Regions from separate parts of the Homo sapiens genome. Here region 1 is linked to region 2. Evidence: chromatin contacts called from ENCODE Hi-C or POLR2A ChIA-PET data. All regions are on one chromosome and are shown on one strand. Each heading gives the region's core, a stretch centred on a gene start or an enhancer-like site at or near the end of the contact. The rest is flanking DNA. Distances are from core to core; before and after follow the strand shown.

Evidence for each region. Hi-C counts contacts between places; a loop is a spot of excess contacts on that map. ChIA-PET counts read pairs that join two places held with the same protein, here RNA polymerase II (POLR2A). Pooled maps may share reads with other maps.
Region 1: a pooled map shows a loop between it and region 2 (2.6-fold over the local background). The contact joins the promoter of TUSC8 here to the enhancer-like site in region 2. A Hi-C loop is called at or near these places in 5 of 50 pooled maps. POLR2A ChIA-PET finds 5 or more read pairs at or near these places in 2 of 52 experiments (HepG2 and activated T-cell).

What each region holds. Positions count from the first base shown.
Region 1 is chr13:44,404,720-44,407,650 of GRCh38, forward strand. TUSC8 (tumor suppressor candidate 8) reads right to left here and starts at 1,265. Exons shown (of 2, transcript NR_104174.1): 1 at 895-1,265.
Region 2 is chr13:44,190,234-44,193,283 of GRCh38, forward strand. No RefSeq gene overlaps it. Among named protein-coding and RNA genes, the nearest start is that of MIR8079, 4.4 kb to the right of the region's middle. Within about 2 kb of position 1,743, at least 12 of the 41 ENCODE cell types and tissues checked have a DNase peak (open chromatin) inside an H3K27ac peak, as active enhancers do.

The sequences.
Region 1 (2,931 bases), core at 15-2,514, 210 kb after region 2:
GTCTTGTCTCTGGAGCCATCGCAAAGCAGGGAGGGGATGCTCCTTCAACTCTCAGGTGGGGACTGGAGCTCCCCGCTAGTCCACGCTGGAGAAAGGTTTTTAGGGCCTGGAGTCACCCAGGACCCATCTCTGTCCAGGGGGTGCTGTGTAATATTCACCATTAATCCTACACATCTGGGAAGCATTCTCCTGCTAAAGATAAGATAAAGCCCAAATGATTTGTGTTGGGGGCTGGCTGGGGGGCTGGGGGGAGGCCAGACCTGGAAGGCTGGGCACACAGGAGCACCCTAACCAGCAAGCGGGGGACGCAGCCTCCGCGGCATACTCCCACAGTCTGTCTGTGTTGCCGGGCAGATTCCCTAAGCATGGTGCACTGAGGTACACAGGGAATCTGGAAAATTATTTTGCTTTACACAATGGAGACTGTGTTATTTAAGTTTAAAATACCATGGGGGAGGAAGGTAAGCATAATCAGCTTTATAAGAGAACAAGCAGGCAGGGGAGCTTTTCCCAGATTCCACCCTTTTGTTAAATCTCTGAGGTTTCCAGAATGTAGTTCTTCCTCGCTCCTGCCGCCTCCCACCTTCCTTCCCCACTCTCCCCTCTCCCTCTCTGCCTTTCTCTGTGTCTGTGCCTCTATAACAATAAAAATCATCAACGCAGCCATTGCTGTGAGCAAGGTACTGTTTCAAGTGCTTTTCAGATCACGTAACCCCCAAAACTCTATGAGGAAGGTTCTGCTTTCTTCTCTGCATTGCGCTCTCTTTCTCTCCCGCTGCCTCTGCCTCTCTCATACACACACTCACCCCCTGACACACACACACACACACACACACACACACACACACACCCCTTAGGCCTCTCTATATCACCTCCACACACTCAGACACATACCCACAGTCTTGTCCACATCAATAAGAAGCAGTTCACCTCCACCGGAAGGGACAGCCTCAGAGCCTGAAGAATGCCAGCCTTTGCACTCCTGCGCTCGGAGGTTCTCCTGAGCTACCTGGGGTGCAGTGGCTATGAAGGCCTCAGTATTCAGACCTCCCTGAACTTGGCTGAAGATCGTGAACAGGAAAGCAAGCTCTATCCCTGCTGACTCTACCTGCCAGGCTGCCCAGCCTAGCAGGGCCAAGGCTGGATCTACTCTCTCTTCTGTCCTTGGCACTGCTCTGACCTTTGAGGGGAGAGAGAGGCAGCCAGAGGTGAGAGGGAAAACAAAAGAAGACTCTGGTTTCCAGCAGCAGCACTGACTAGAGAACAGGGAAGCAGGGATTCTGGTCCCGGCCACGCCCCTCACTGCACCTGGACAGCGGGCAGGACATTTAGTCTTCGTGGGTTTTCATTTCTCTCACAGGAAAATGGATTATCCCCATTTTTATTTTAGGGGCAGTCAGAGAAGCCCAATGTAAAAATACAAAGAAGGTGCAGGCTCTGTGCAGCCCAGCCTTCACCCTCCTTCTGGAGCAGCCCTTTCCAGACTTGCTCACTGAATAAATCCTGCTGGGGCACAGACTGTGCGCCTTCCATGGCATCAGGGGGTGCAGTGCCAAGCACCACTCCCTATTCCCCAGGAACTTACAGCTGAGAGGAGGGAAACAGGTGAGCCGATCAACACGCTCTCCCTAACAGTGACATAAACTAACAAGGGGCAGCGTGCAAAGCACAGTGGATCAACTCAAGGAAAAGGGAGCTAAAACTGTCTATCTACTTCTAGGAATGTCCCCAAAAGAACTGAAAGAGGGACTTGGAGAGATTCTTGTACAGCCATGTTCATAGAGGCATTATCCACTATAGCCAAGGGGCAGAAGCAACCCAGGTGTCCACCAACCGTAGAGGATGAACGGGTAAACTAAACGTGGCACATCCACACCATGGAACACTATTCGTCAATGAAAAAGAAGGACATTCTGACACATGCCCCCACATGGATGAACCTGGAGAACATTATGCTTAAGCGAAATAAGCCACTCACAAAAAGACAGATACTGTGTGATTCCACTTGTGTGAGGTACCTGGAGTGGTCCCATTTATAGAGACAGAAAGGAAACAGTGGCTGCCAGCAGCTCAGGGGAGGAAGGAACGGGGAGCTGGTGTTTCCTGGGCACAGAGTTCTGGTTTGGGATTATAAGAACATTCCGGAAATGATGACGGTTGCACAATAATAAATATATTTAATGCCGCCAAATTGTACACTTAAACATGGCTAAGATGTTAAATTTATGTGCATTTCACCACAATTAAAAATAATAATTTAAAAAATTGTTGGGTATGTGTCCAAAAAGTGGCCAGGGTTTGGCAAGCGTTGAGGGGGAGAGAAATGACGCTGCCCAGACCTCTATGATAAGGCCCGAAGCCTGCCTCCACCCCCCGGCGTGAGACCAAAGGGCCTTTGCACATGCTCTTCCTTTCACCCGATGCTTTTCCCCTCAATATTTCCATGACTCAAATTCACTCAGCTCTTTCTTCAAATGTCACTCCTCAAAAAGCCCTCACTGACACCACTAACTATAGTAAAGCATGTACATGCACGTGCGCACGCTCACACACACACACATTCTGCCCACCACGTGCCGTAGCAGATTTCTGCACAGCACTAACCACCATCTCCTATGCTGGTATATATATCTTTATTTATTTATTTTCTGTTTCCCCAACTAGAATATAAGCTTCAGGAGCACAGGGGCTCTGTTTTGTTCACTGTTCTCTCCCCTATGCTTGAAAGATTGTAGGTGCTCATATGAATTTGAAGGATGATGAGGAAACAAGGAAATGGGAGTGTCTGCCCAGCTTGCCAGGGCTCCCCTTGGAAATTTGAGCCCAGTGCCCCCACCTGGCCACAAGCCCACCTACTGAGCCTTACCTTTTTTGCATTTTTCTCTCTCAAGAACCTTGCAGGGAGGTGATGACAGGGTTTGGGAATTTGAC
Region 2 (3,050 bases), core at 493-2,992:
CACAGTGTTTTGCATGTGGTAAGCATTCAGTTAATCAATGAGTGTTAAGTTGAATTAAAACTAGAAAAGGCTGAGCAGTTTGATGCCTGTGTGTGCAGCTTTCTGCCCTGTTTATAAACTGAGCTCAAAAGACATGGGCCTCTAGGGAGTTACTTGAGAAAACAAAAGTATAGCAGATGGGGATCCAGGTTCTTACCCTGACACATGGACTCCGTTGGGCAGACCTAGACCAGTTAACCACACAACTACCTGACCCTCCACACTGCATGTCCCCGAGATCTGTAGACATAGCTGGCACTGTTTCCTGGTCACCAGTGGATGTTAAGGGTCAAAAGAGAAAAGGATCTCTCTTTTAGCCAGGAGCACTGACTAGGTGACTGCTAGGGAAAAGCAAGAAATGCAGCGTCAGCCCACCATGGTAGGTAGTGGTTGAGGAGCCTGAGAACTAAAGCTCCTTCCGTTCTCAACCTCACACTCTGGGCCAGTTACTGAAATTGTCTAGACCTTCACTTGAAAAATAAATCCTATAGTTAGGAATAACCAGGGTTTCATTACAAAGTTCTTGGCACATACTCCAGGACTAAATTATATATGGTAGTGGTGCAAATTGCCAATCAAACAGTGCCTTCCACAATGAGGGGCAAACATAATGAAACCTTAGTTTGGTAGATCATAACAAAATTGCTCATTATTTCTTCGTCTCTCCTTTAGATGGAAAAGTGTCACCTTTTCTATATGTTCTTTGCCCATTTCAGCTTCTGCCCTCAGACTCTCAGGAATATGGAGAACTGTTTCTCTAAACACTCACGATTAAACAAATTAGGAGATTTCCTAATTGTTTAAGGATGTACGGTTGTTCAACAAGGACCCATGTTCCACCACTCTCCTCTTCTGCAGTATGGCAGACAACCATCAATAACCACAGGGTCCCAACCCAAGCCTTGGAGCTCACCTCATAATTCCTCATGGTCCAGAGAGCCTTCACAATCAACTGGAGCTGTTAGATGTAATGAAATTATTTGCCATCCTCAGTTTCAGTTGTATAAAGCCAGGACCAGAATGTACAAACTGTCCTCAAGCTTTTCTCTAACTCTAGGTCATGCATTTCTAAATCAAAGGCAGTTGCCTGTCTTGCAGGATTTGTTTTCTTTCCTTTTTGTTTTTCTATTTTCCTCTAAGCATACAAGGAAGAACAGAGATTTCAACCATTATTTCTCAGTGAACTAAACATCAAACTATAAGTTTTCAAGTCAGCCATGACCTGGCATCTCTCCGTCTTTTGAAAACGAAGCCAAACAATCTATGGTGCGGTCTCCTTAAGCTGTGTCCGAAATATGCAGGGTTGTGCAATATGCAATGTTTTGGTCAGTCACTAGGTGGCATCTAATTGAGGCACCGGGTGAACTCTCCCAGAAGGAGCGTGTTTTAGAGCACACCACAGTTCTCCATTTTGGCTGCCATTGTTTGGTGGGCGTGTTGGAGTTAATCCATTGCCATCTGTCTTTATTTTGCTAACTTACTCAGTCGGACGCCACACAATTGAGTTCTGCAAATGTCGGCTCTCCAGTACAGCAATTACCGAGTCTCTCTCTAAACAATATCACCGCACGGCATTCTTCCTGCCTTGCCTAGAGCTTGAAACATTCAGGCTCATTTTGACTTTCTTTGCTTATAGCGCTTGTCATCTTCAAAGATGAAAGAAAAATGGTCTGAACTCAAAGCCACAACAAGGCATGGCTTCTCTTTCCAAACTGAGTACATACCAATCAACATGTTCCTATTACATAAAAACCCCAGGCAACACAGCCAAGGATGTGGGCTTGTGCTTGTGCAGTCCAGGAAGACACCACCGCCTCCTCCAGGATGCAGACAGAGTGCATTTTGTTGTTGATGATGATGTTGTTCTTTTAATATTTGAGGGACTGGTGGGAGAGGTGGCAAGTGAGGCACATGGAAGTAATAGGAGAAGGAAGTTAGGAAGGAAGGAAGGAGAAAGAGAAAGAAAGAAAGAGAAAGAAAGAAAGAAAGAGAGAGAGAGAGAGAGAGAGAGAAAGAAAGAAAGAAAGAAAGAAAGAAAGAAAGAAAGAAAGAAAGAAAGAAAGAAAGAAAGAAAGAAAGGATATAGAGGAGGAGTGGGGAGTGAGCTGATATTTGAAGGACCTAACTTCCATTGCTGTTCCAGAAGAGGGATGAATTAATAATCTCAGTAACCTAGAAATGGTGTTTATTTTCCATTGTTTGCTCATTTCATTCATTCACGCATTGTGTATTGAAGACCTACTCTGTGTGTCAGGCAGTGTATGAGATGTTCCAGATACAAGTGGGATCGATTCATCAAGATTCATTGTCTTCTTTGAGCTTACATTTTGTGGGGAGACAGACATTGATCAAGTAAACACAAGCATGATAGCTGTTGTGAAATAGACACAAAAACACACAGGGTGTTGCACAAGCACACAATGGGTGCCCTCACCTAGTCTGGGGGCCAGGAAAGGATCTCTGAGATAGGTGAAGATGAAGGGGGTTTTTAGAGTATCATTCTTCTTTGTTGAACTCTCACGTGCCAAATACTCTGCTTTGCAATTAGCAGATGCTAGATTCATATTTGGTGACCAACTAGCAAGTGAGGAAGATCTAGCAGGATGAGAACCAGTGAAAATACAGCCCAGTCCCTGATGGGACTAATTCCTCCTTAATCCTTTGCTTTTGCCTTTTTTTCCTGCCAAAATTATATAAAGATTTGCATCCATCTTTTATCTTTATTTAAGTCCATTTTGTTCAAAGTTTTCAATGCCTGGTAAACCAAAAGTGAATTAAACATTAACATATTAGTTTACATTGCTATCTACTGTAGTTCTTCAGAATCGATTCACTGTTTAAATTTTAGAAAATAGGAGGCAATTTGGGGAGCAAAGAAGAGGAAGCCAGAAAAAAAGGGAACATACTGTGTTTGTCTTCTCCGCTGTATTACCATATTTTCAAATGTAATTTCTGTCTTCAGGGTTTCCACTATGAAGCAGAGGGAGTCCATATCCTATGTATTGACATAA